Linked DNA regions of Mus musculus: region 2 is linked to region 1. Evidence: chromatin loops called from intact Hi-C (ENCODE). Cell type or tissue: heart. All regions are shown on one strand. Links, peaks and the distances in the headings refer to the core of each region. The heading gives the core; the rest is flanking DNA.

Region 1 (5,376 bases), core at 212-5,211:
TGGGATTGTCACTTGTAATTATCACACCAAGTCCCTTAAAACCCCCAGGGACACTTTTTGAATTTGTAGAATGGCAAGCACTGTGCCCACAGTTAGCTGACACTTGACTATGTTATTCTCCTGTACCCCTCAACCCCGGCTCACACACACACACACACACACACACACACACACACACACGGTTTCTCTGTGTAACTCTGGCTGTCCTAGAACTCACTCTGTAGACAAGGCTGGCCTTGAACTCTGAAATCCACATATTTTTGCCTCCTGAGTTCTGGGGTTAGAGGCATGCACCACTGTCACCCAGTTTATTTTGCTAATTCTAATGGCACTGAAAGACTCTTGTTTGGACAGGAGCTATTTAATACTGGGGGCAACTATCAGAGGAAAGGGTTTCTCTGTTATGTAGCCCAGGCTATTCTGGAACTTACTGTGTAGAACAGACTGGCCTTCAACTCACAGAGATACACCCGCCTTTGCCTCCAGGCTACTGGGAACTATTTATTATACAGACGTATATAATTAGCTCTTTTTGAATAACATACATTCAAAAATCAAGAGTCCTAGAATTAATTCAAGTCTTAGGAGATTCATAGGTGGAGCTGGGAGCCATTTTCTACTTTCTTTATAAATTTATTTTATAAGCATTTTTATATTCTTAATTTTTATAGCTTCTTACAGTTTTGCTTCATCTTTGAAACTTTTAGACATACATAGAGTGTACAGTGTCGATCATGTCTGCTTCTTATTTCCCCTCCTCAGCAGGTCCCAGGACCCTTATAACATCTCTCCCAACTTGATGTCCTTTTTTAATTTTAATTTTTTAATGTCCTGAATCCAGTTAGTGCTGCCTCCTTATGAGTGTAGTGTTGTCGGGGTTGGGGTGAGTTAAGGCTTTCCTGCCTCTTGAAGTGTCCCGGTGATTATCGCCCCAGCCCCCTCCGAGGTTGACCACTTCCTGCAACTCTTGAAAACAGAGTTGAAGAGGCAAGGCTGGGGCGGGTGGGGGTGGGGAAGCCAAGGATGTTCAGCCATCTTGGAAGCCCTTGCTGCAAGTTATTAAGCTCTGCCGCCTTGTGACAAAATGACTGATGGAGACAACTTTAGGGAATGAGAGACTTGGTTTTTTTGCTTTGTGTTTTCAGAAGTTTGACTCAATGACACACTTACTAATGATAGTGGCAAGGCAAAGATATCATGGCTTAAGGGCAAGGCAAAGCTTTAAAACTCAGGCAAGGAAAGAAAAAGTACCCTTCAAATGCCACTAATGACCCTTTCCCGGTGGGCTGCTTTTCTCCTTGTTCCACCTCTTTTCAGTTGTCCACCCCGATTTTTAATCCATGGGTAGATTAATACTGTGGATTTTGGCAGAGCCCTCAAGACCTAACAGACACAAGGAGCAGTTATGCCTTCCTATTCTCCCATGTGCCCTGTACCCAGCCAAAGTCCACAGCCAGCATTAACCTTCATGTCTTGCTCTTCTTGAATTCTAGAATGTGAACCCAACCGTGGATTTACTGTTTCTCAAAGGTGTTGATCTCTTTGGTTGATAACCTTTAAAAAAAAAACAAAAAACAAAAACAACAAAACAAAAAAACAAAAACTGTTTAAGAAGCAAGGACTTGCTACTGTGCCCATTTTGGATAGATAACATGAGAGAAATGTTGGCCGGGCGAAGCTTTTAGAGGAGGGACAACAAAGTTTGACATGTAATGATTATCTGGGTAGCATTTTACCTTTGTGTGATTTTAATATGTTCATAAAAGGGTTGAGTTTTATATTTATGTGGAAAAAATTTAGAATAATACTTGAAGACTACTCTGGAAAAATGGGCTTCCTTAGAAATAACCCTGGACATAATCACCTGCTTACTCTTGTTCCTAAAAGTCTCAAAGTCTTGTGTCACCATCACTTTTTTAATGGAGTGCAATGATGGTGATGAAGTCATTATCCCAACTACACCAAAGGAGTTGTCTTTCCAGTGAGGTGAGGTTTTCCTGTGAGTGGTTTCAACCCTAGGACAAGGGACTGAGGTGCATAGTGTAGGTACCAAAGCAAACCTGGCCTCCAGGTTCTCCCAGCATCCTTCAGTCCCTACCTGACATACTCCTCCCCCTCCCCCAACCCTAAACTTTCCAGCCCTGGGGCTGGGCACCATTCCACTGTATAATCCAGCATTCTTTGTCTCCTTGTTCAGTCTCTCTCCCTCTCTCTCTCCTCCTCCCTCTGACACCCACACTTTTTCTCTCCTTTACCATCATCTCCTCTGTCTCCCTTTCAATGGCAACTTCCCTCTCCTCCTTCCTTGGGGCCAGAGAACTCGCCCGCCCCAGAGCAGCCTCCCAATAAACCTACACTTCATATAATCTATTTGGCTTGAATTGGCTCATTTCATCGGCAGAGAAACAACTTTTCAGTGTGGCCCCTGATTCCTGTCTTATCTTGTTCAAAGCAGGGAGTCACACAAGAGAAAGAGGAGAACGATGTTGACTTCACAGACACCCAGAGCCCCGGCGTGCAGGAATGGCTGGCACAAGCCCGCACCACAAGGACCCACCAGCGGCAGAGCAGCCTCCAGCAGCAAAAAGTAAAGCCTTTTCCACCTTCCTGTGGGCATCTCTGCCATGAGCAGAGCTTGCGGGCAGTGTTTCTGTGACCGTAGGTTTTGTTGACATGAGTTTTGTTTTGTTCTGGTTTCAATGCTGGGAACGGAACCCAGGCCAGGCCTGGGATCCACATCCCAGCATGGATATGGGTCTTGAGTAGTTCTTTGATGCAATGTTTGCTTCTATTTTACTATAACACAAAAGCCCCAGCAAGGCTTCTGAGAATGGGCAAAGCTCTGAAATGCATTTTTCTCCCCAAAGAAATGAAATGTGTTTCCTATTTTCTAGTAGACTCCTCACAAGACCCAATTGTAAATGGATGTGATACAAATGATTTCAGTCGATTAATTTTTTTAAGGAAACTAACTCAGTGTAAAAGGAATACATAAGTACCTTCTCATGTCAAAGTGTAAACTCACTTACTGTGAGTGCACGCAACTCAGATTGGCTGATAATCAAGTTTAACTGTCCTGAACTGATGTTTGTAAGGAGTCTGTCCTGGCTAGTCTGAGACAGCTTTGACTTTGAAAGGAAAGAATATATTTCACCACATGAGGGCGCTGTTGTCCAGCAAAAATTTTCTGTTCCTGTTGCTTTTTCAGTATATTTAATCAGAACAAGAGTATTTGCCTAAACTGTGCTCAGATTTACAGTTATTAGAGCCCTCCTTACGTTCTGAGGAAAGGAAGCAGTGACGGTGACAGCCACCATCAACTGCTCTCTGAAGTGACCATAACGTTTGCGTTTGTGCAGGAGTTCGAACAGGAGCTGGCCGAGCAGAAGAGCCTCCTCCGCTCAGTAGCTAGCCGTGGAGAGGAGATTCTAACCCAACATTCCACCGCAGAAGGTTCAGGTGGCCTTGGGTATGTTTTGAAATTGCAACTTCCTTTTCTCGTGTTTCTCTGTCATTTGAAAAAAACGGAACACCTTGCTCCATAGTTACTTTCCACACAAGGCACTGACACCGCCCCCCCCCCCCCCCCATTCACTTTAGGATATTAAATGTCTCTGCACTGCCAAGCATTTTGCTGTGCAGATAGAAAAATGGCTGCTGATAATGACTAATGAGTTTGCCTTCCTGGAGGCCCAGCACACATATCATTTTCTGAGTCAAATGTGTTATCAAATCACATCTGTGATATTTCCAACTGATGACTATACCTAATCAGAGTGTTTTCCTCTTGAGAACTCCTGCAGAATATTCTTAAGAAGTAAAAATAATAATAAAAAGGATGTATATGCAGGCTAAGTGGTAGACTTCCAAACAGCTTTCTTCCTATAATCCCTACATATAAAGTTTTTTATCCTGGGGAGTAGGATTGGAATGGACACTTTGAAAGTCTTACATACAGAAAGATGAAATATTCGACTAGACTTCTCAACAGGAGGTTTTTATTTGCAAGCTGGAAAGGTAACAGGGCTACAGCCAGTGGGGTATGCCTGTGACTTGAACCACGGACCTTGGGTGTCTTGGCTTGCTTACCTACAGAGTTATGATAATACGGAGCAACCATCAAGACAAAATGTTTTGATAATGATACAAAGAAAACCCTTTCCTTTTATTTGTTTTTGCCATGACAGGTATTCTCTGGTTTCCCTAGAACTCACTCTATAGATGAGGCTGGCCTCAAATTCACAGAGATCCACCTGCCCCTGCTTCCCAAGTGCTGGGATCAAAGGTGTGTGCAGCACCACCCAGCTCGGAAGCACCTTTTGTTCCTAGGGGTCAGTAAAGACCTGAGTGTCTGAGTGCAGTCTTTGCTTGTTTCTCTTGGCTCTTTCTCCTTGTGCTTTGTTTCCTGATTCTAAACCCTGTTTCAGCAAAATAATATAAAAAAGAGTAGATGTTAGAAAGATGTTATAAGATATTATTTATAATGTCAAATAATTGAAAAGGCAGGAGTACCTACTAGCATCAAGAAAAAAATTACAACATGGTATCAGAAATCTTACATGTGGAAGCTGAGGAACATTGTGAATTGAAACAACACATTGTATTCAAATGGATCACTGGAGATAACAGATGTGGCTACTAAAGTGTTTTTGTAGTTTACTCAACACTGACTCCGTGATTCTGAGTGTTGATATATTGCAGATATTATGGGATGCGTAGTTTTGACATTTAGGTCTCCCCAAATCTGTGAAAGCTGAAATAATTGCTACCGTCCACCAAGTTTAGAAAGATCCGTGATAAGGTCTTTAAAATACATCAGCAGCAAAGCCCCAAATGAAGGGGACGCTCGTCTAGGCTAGTAGAGCAGCGTGTCTTTTCTCTCACTACCCACTAAGCAGCTCTGAGGCATTCGCACATCTACAGTTTCTCAAGCCCTTTATTTATATCTCTGCTTTTGAGAAGGAGACAGCTAGTGAGTGCCGTCTGCTTGGCAGACAGTCGGTTCCACAAAAGAGCTATGGGAATCTTGTGCAAGTTTCTTGTGGTTAAAAAGAAAAAAAAAATGTTGCTGTTGTTTTTTGCTCCCTTCTCCTTGGCCTTCAGCGTTGGCTAGAGCCCAGACAACAGATAAACATCTACAAGTTGCTTTAGTTGCTCTTTCAAATATTAAACTCGTGTAAAAAGAAATCTGTCTTGCATGGTAGCTTTCTGTGAAGATTAACTTTAAAAGAGTGGTTCAAGATCTTGAACCACTTCGGAATTCTTCAATGGTTATACAAACTCCTTAGAAAAATCGCCCTTCAGTGTAACTGAGTCCAGTTCACACCTTCTGTCAAGAAAAATCGCCCTTCAGTGTAACTGAGTCCAGTTCACACC
Region 2 (5,376 bases), core at 223-5,222, 730 kb after region 1:
TGAAAAGGAAAGGGGAGGGGAGGAGAAGGGAAAGGGGAGTGGAGAGGGGAGGAGGAAGGGGGAAGAGGAGGGGAGGGGCAGACTCTTGTGATCATCCTCCAGCAGTGTACAATCTGCATATGGTGGCTCACAACTGTAATCCACGTGTTCAAGATCTTTAGGTACTCAAAACCTTGTCTTAAATTAAAAGGACAGGAAGGAAGCAAGGCAGGCAGGGAGGGAAGAAGGAAGGGAAGAAGGTACAACTGCATGCCGCACAATCCAGAGATAACTGGTCCCATAGCTTTAAAGGCTTTATCCACATTAACGTAATTACTTACTTGTTGTTGTTTTCTCACCTGTTGATTAAACAGGCACGGTGAATTTTAAAGTCGTCCTCTACCCCAACCAGAAAGTCTTTCCTGTGTTTAATCACATTGTGTTGTCAAGCAACTGTAATCCCCACTGCCCTTCACCCCGAGGTTTGCACTTAGGGGACTCAAGGGCTCCAATTAGTAACACAGATGCTGTAAGACAGACAGGTCGCTGTGACACCTCAAAAGCTCTTCAGAGAAGTCAAGGCCATCATTTATGACCACTAAGGTCTAGGGAGACTAAGCTATTAGTGCACAGGTCAACCAGAGGCTACCTCAACACACAGAAAAGCAGGTAAGTATTTATGCCAGAAACAGTCTTTACATGAGAGCGGAAACCTTCTATAAATACTGTTATTCTTGTGAAGAACTAGCACAAAATTAAAGCTGAAATATAGTTCTTACCTCTCCATGTTTTTCAAAAAATTCACTTTTATGTCGATGCAATGTATCAATAACCTTGGTTAAGATCTGCGGTGTTCTGTCCTTAATCGTAAGATATGCAAAGGACCTAGGAGAGAGTCCAATATCATGCATTACTCAGTAGCTTTGACACTAGAAGGCATGCCCAATTTTAGTTTCTGGAACACCTCATTTGGGTCCAAATTCCTTTTCATATGACTATTTTAATACACCAGTTTTATTTGCTTTATAGATATGAGACTGAACTCCTAAACTGCTCACTTGTCTTGTACGAATGAAGCTCCAGAAGAGGAGAAAACACAGCGGCACACAGCTGGAACCCCTGCTCAGGAGGACAGCAGGAAGAGGAGCAGGAGTTTAAGGCCATCCTGGGATAGATAAGATTCATCTGGAAGGAAGGGAGGAAGGGAGGAAGGGAGGAAGGGAGGAAGGGAGGAAGGGAGGAAGGGAGGAAGGGAGGAAGGGAGGAAGGGAGGAAGGGGGAAGGGAGGAGAGAGGGAGGGAGGAAGAGAGGGAGGGAGGGAGGGAGGGAGGGAGGGAGGGCTGGATGAAGGATGGGAGGGAAGAAGGCAGAAGACCCGAGACAATGTGGAACTCTACTGTCATGACCACTGCACAAACTGTAGTACTGGGTTCTGCCCCAGAACTTGACTGAATCATTTTCTTTTCCATCTACTCAATTTCTTTTTCTAAATCAGAAACGACTTCAGCAATGTGGTTAAGTTCAAAAAAGGACAGGTCTTGCAATTCAACAGGCTCTGGTCCTAGGTCACTGGCTTAGAAAGATGAAATGAAAATCTCAAAGTGGTTTTGATTTGCATTTCCCTGGGTAGGGTATGTGCAGGTGACTGCTGGGGCCAGAGGCTCTGGATCCCCTAGAGCTAGAGTTACAGGGCAGGGTAGGCCACACCTAAGCACCTAGGAACTATTCCAGGGGCTGGAGACAGGCCTCAGCAGGGAAGGGCACCTGCTACCAAGTACAACCTCCTGAGTTCGATCCCTGGAACCCACATGGTAGAAGGACAAAGGGGACTCCCTACACAAGTCGTCCTCTGACGTCCATTCCTGGGTAATGTCACAGGTGAGTGCCACACTCCCCCAACACATAAAAACTAATTAAATCATTTGAAAATAAAGTATTTGAAATATGAATTTGGAGCCTAGTGGTGTCTCCCTCTATAATGACACAGAGTATAATGGCAGGAGTATTGGGAGTCCCAGGTCATCCTTCACTACATAATTCAATAGCTCCGTGTCAAAAGAAAACCAACCATCCAGCCAGACAAGAAGATTGGCTACTTAGCCAATGCTTATTTCTGCTCTTACTTATAACTTTGCTCTCAGCGTTGTAGCATATTGTAATTCCCCCTTTGTCCACAGGTTTGCCTTCCCAGGGGCACTCAACCAGTTTAAAAACATTGCAAGTGGAAAATTCCAGCAGTCAACGATCTGTAAGTTTTAAATAATTTTAATTAAATTTAAAGTAAACTAACGTCCCACTAATTGTTCCATTTTGCTATTAGCTGTTTTGGTGAATCGATTGTGCCTAACAAATTTCATGAGAAGTGTGTATAGGGGGGAAAACTCTAAAGATGAAAATTGCAAGAACTACTTCTAATGATGTTTATTTTGGGGGCCAGTGAGATGGCTCAGTGGGTAAAGGCACATGATAAATCTGCTGCCCGCGACCGAGTTCTCGTTGAACTCCTGAGAGGTGAAGGAACAAAATCGGCTCCAGAGCTGTCCTCTGACCTCTAACGCGAATAATGGCATGTGCGCGCACACGCAAAATTAGGACGTTTTTAAATATAGAGTTATTAGTTTGACCCATACCATTAATACACACCGCAGTAGGTATGAGTCCTAATTGTTGGCCCCCGCAGCGCCTTTCCTTCTCACTTGTTAGAGACAAGCTTTTTCCTAATGTATCCCACAGTGAGCTCGAACTCACTACGAGCTCAAGCTGGCTTTAACTCGCAGCAATACTCCTGCCCCAGCGTCTCAATTCGGGACAGAAAGGAAGAAGGTACACAGCGGAACTAGCTAGGTCCTGACGCCGGCCAGCACAGCGAGCCGGCTCTCTCCCACCGAGGTGGGACTCGAACTCTCAGCTTGAGGATCCGGCGCTCCCGACCGCCCACAGCTTCCTCACCCAACATGGGTTTTTTCTCCCAAGAGCGCAAGAAAAAAAAAGCGAGACGCACCCCTCGTCCTTAGCGGAAAGAAACGCCGGGGACTCGGCCATCACACCGGCACCACAAGCCACTCAACTGGCGTCGCCCGGGGTTCAACGGCCGCGGTTCCAGAAAGGAAGCGTTGGAGCTTTTTTTTTTTTTTTTTTTTTTTTTAAGCGCTTTTGAACTCAGAAACTTTATTTGGTGGTCTGGCCAGGGTCAGAACATGGGGCGCAAGGGCCTTCCGGCTACGCGAGCGGAAGCCCTGGAGGACCGGAGGCGGTAGCCCGCCGAGCGGAAGGGGGGGGGGGGGGCGCGGAGCGGTCACGTGTTCGGACGGTCACGTGTCCCAGCTTGCCGGCCTGGGGCTTGCAGTGCGCCTGCGCCGCAGCGGGGCGGGGCGGGGTGTGTTTCCGCAGAGGTTCCTGCGGCGGGAGCGTGCGCGTGGGCGTCGCGGTCGTCCTCTCCGCGCACAGGTCAGTGCTTCGCGCTTCCCCAGCCGGAGAAGCTGGTGAGGAGGTGTGGGCTTCGGCCAGGGCCTGGGAATTTAGCCGGGAATCCGAAGCACCTCAAGCCAAACACTCCCGACCCCGCCGAGTTGGAAGCAGGGCATAGTAGTAGCTGCCAAGGTGCATGAAATCACCTTGAACTTAGGAACTGGAAGAAGTGCTCCCAAAGGTCAGCCCCACTTACCCGCTGAATCTAACCTGGATGCAGCCGCTTTTTTCATTGATGGTATTCTGCATCTCATGTACAATATATTTTGGTTATGTCCACCACCACCCCCAGCCCTGCCGTCAAACGCCTAGGCCTACCCATGTCCCACTCCCAACTTAAAACACTAAGTGCAATTAGTGCTATCCTTAGGCACATGGACATATTATGCTTAAGGATAATGCTCAAAAACTGCAGCTCCCTTGTGTTTCATTTTAAAAATTTACTTGACGCCTCTGTGCCCAAGGACACTACTGTCACTGAGCATAGGGGGACAAACACAGAAACCTGCTTTTGAAGAGAGGCAAAAATCTCCTTTATTGCTTTCTGATATCACTGTCGCTAACTAATATATATTATCCCTTATTTGCTCATTTCCAGAGCTAGCATACTGCACACGGTAAGGAGTAGTCATTGCATGAATTAAAAAGCTAAAAATACAAGGTATGTAAGTGGTGCTAAATATGAGGACAAAGTAAAAAATAGCAAGAGAATGGATGAGTGTTGGTTATAAGTATTAATCCTGTCACTCCAGAGGCAGAGGCCAGCCTGGTGTACAAAGCAAGTTCCAGGCCAGTCAAAGAGAGAAATTATAGGTTATCCAGAGAAATCCAGTCTTGAAAATCCAAAGTGGATGTGATGGATGTGTGTTGGTTATATGTATTATACCAAGTCACTGAGGGAGTCAAGTCCTTAGGAGGAGAGCTTGTGGACAGGTGAGTGGAAAGGCCCAGAGGGCCTGGAACAAAGGCATTCTATAGGGAATGCTGCAGTGTTGCAGAAGGCTCAGAAGGGCGTTTTAGGGGCATTGGCTTTTATTGTAAATGTAAAGCCATCATCAAATTTGACTCTGGGAAAGGATAGGATTCTAGTTAAGGTCTCAGAATTTTTGCTGTAGTCCATTGTGAATGACCTGTAGGAGGCTGTAAACAGTGGCAGGGAGCCAGTGTGCCAGTTGCCTTTCATGTGACAAGCTGCCTGAGGAGAAGCAGCTGAAGGGAGGAAGGGTTTGCTGCTCATCTAGAGTCCTGCATGGCAGATTAGGCATGGAGGCGGGAGCAGGCAGGGGCCATGCATTGCTCCACTAGAAAGTCCAGTGGTGAAAGCCGGCAACCCATCCCCATGGTATAGTCCTATCCATATTTCAGGGGGTCTTCCCTCCTGTTAACCTATCCCAGAAAGTCTGTCACAGACATAGCGGTGAGTCTCCATGGTGGTTCTGAGGCTAGTCAGATAAAGGTGAACCATCATAAACAGGTAAATGGCTATTATAATCATCATGGGAAAAACCAGAAACTCGGGACAGGTGGCAAAAGTGTTTGCGGTGGGTACTGGTCAGAAAAGGCCAGTGGATTTACTGACAGACGAGTAATAGGGACTGAAGAGAAAAGCAGAAGCAACTTCCGGGTTTAGGGCTTAGGCAAATGTGAGCATGTGACTGGCACTTGAATAGGGAAGGCTGTGGTTTGTGGAAGCCTTCAGATGCCCAGTTTTGAGCTTGTTACATTGTTGGTGCTCAGAGGGATTTAGAGATAAATATGTGCTACTCATCCTGATGACGTATGAAACACGGGGTCGGGTAAAGTCACCGGGAGACTGATTGGGAAGAGAAGTGGCCCAGAGTCTGAGTCCTGATGTATCACATTCTTGAATAGATGAGGAACCAGCAAAAAAAGACCGAAGGAAAATGGCCAATGTGGTATTCTAGAAGC

The links. Peaks named below come from ENCODE experiments on the same cell type or tissue, not always from the same donor. Only the 100,000 strongest peaks of a DNase experiment are listed, where the experiment ranks them.
Region 2: it touches region 1 in a loop (2.7-fold over the local background); 7 of 42 quality-filtered maps call a loop at or near these places.

What each region holds. Positions count from the first base shown.
Region 1 is chr10:5,159,545-5,164,920 of GRCm38, reverse strand. It overlaps Syne1 (spectrin repeat containing, nuclear envelope 1), which reads left to right. Exons shown (of 146, transcript NM_001347711.1): 98 at 2,453-2,587; 99 at 3,360-3,469. Among named protein-coding and RNA genes, the nearest start is that of Gm51757, 160 kb to the left of the region's middle. In heart, for the core only: a CTCF peak has its summit at 3,162 (motif pointing right); no DNase peak of the experiment used is centred there.
Region 2 is chr10:4,430,316-4,435,691 of GRCm38, reverse strand. It overlaps Rmnd1 (required for meiotic nuclear division 1 homolog), which reads left to right and starts at 3,304. Exons shown (of 13, transcript NM_025343.6): 1 at 3,304-3,426. Armt1 (acidic residue methyltransferase 1) reads right to left here and starts at 3,087. Exons shown (of 5, transcript NM_024261.2): 1 at 2,981-3,087; 2 at 759-864. The coding sequence starts at 3,021. In heart, for the core only: CTCF peaks have their summits at 2,150 and 4,571; DNase peaks (open chromatin) are centred at 3,021, 3,351, 4,721 and 5,141; H3K4me3 peaks cover 2,906 bases; H3K27ac peaks cover 2,477 bases.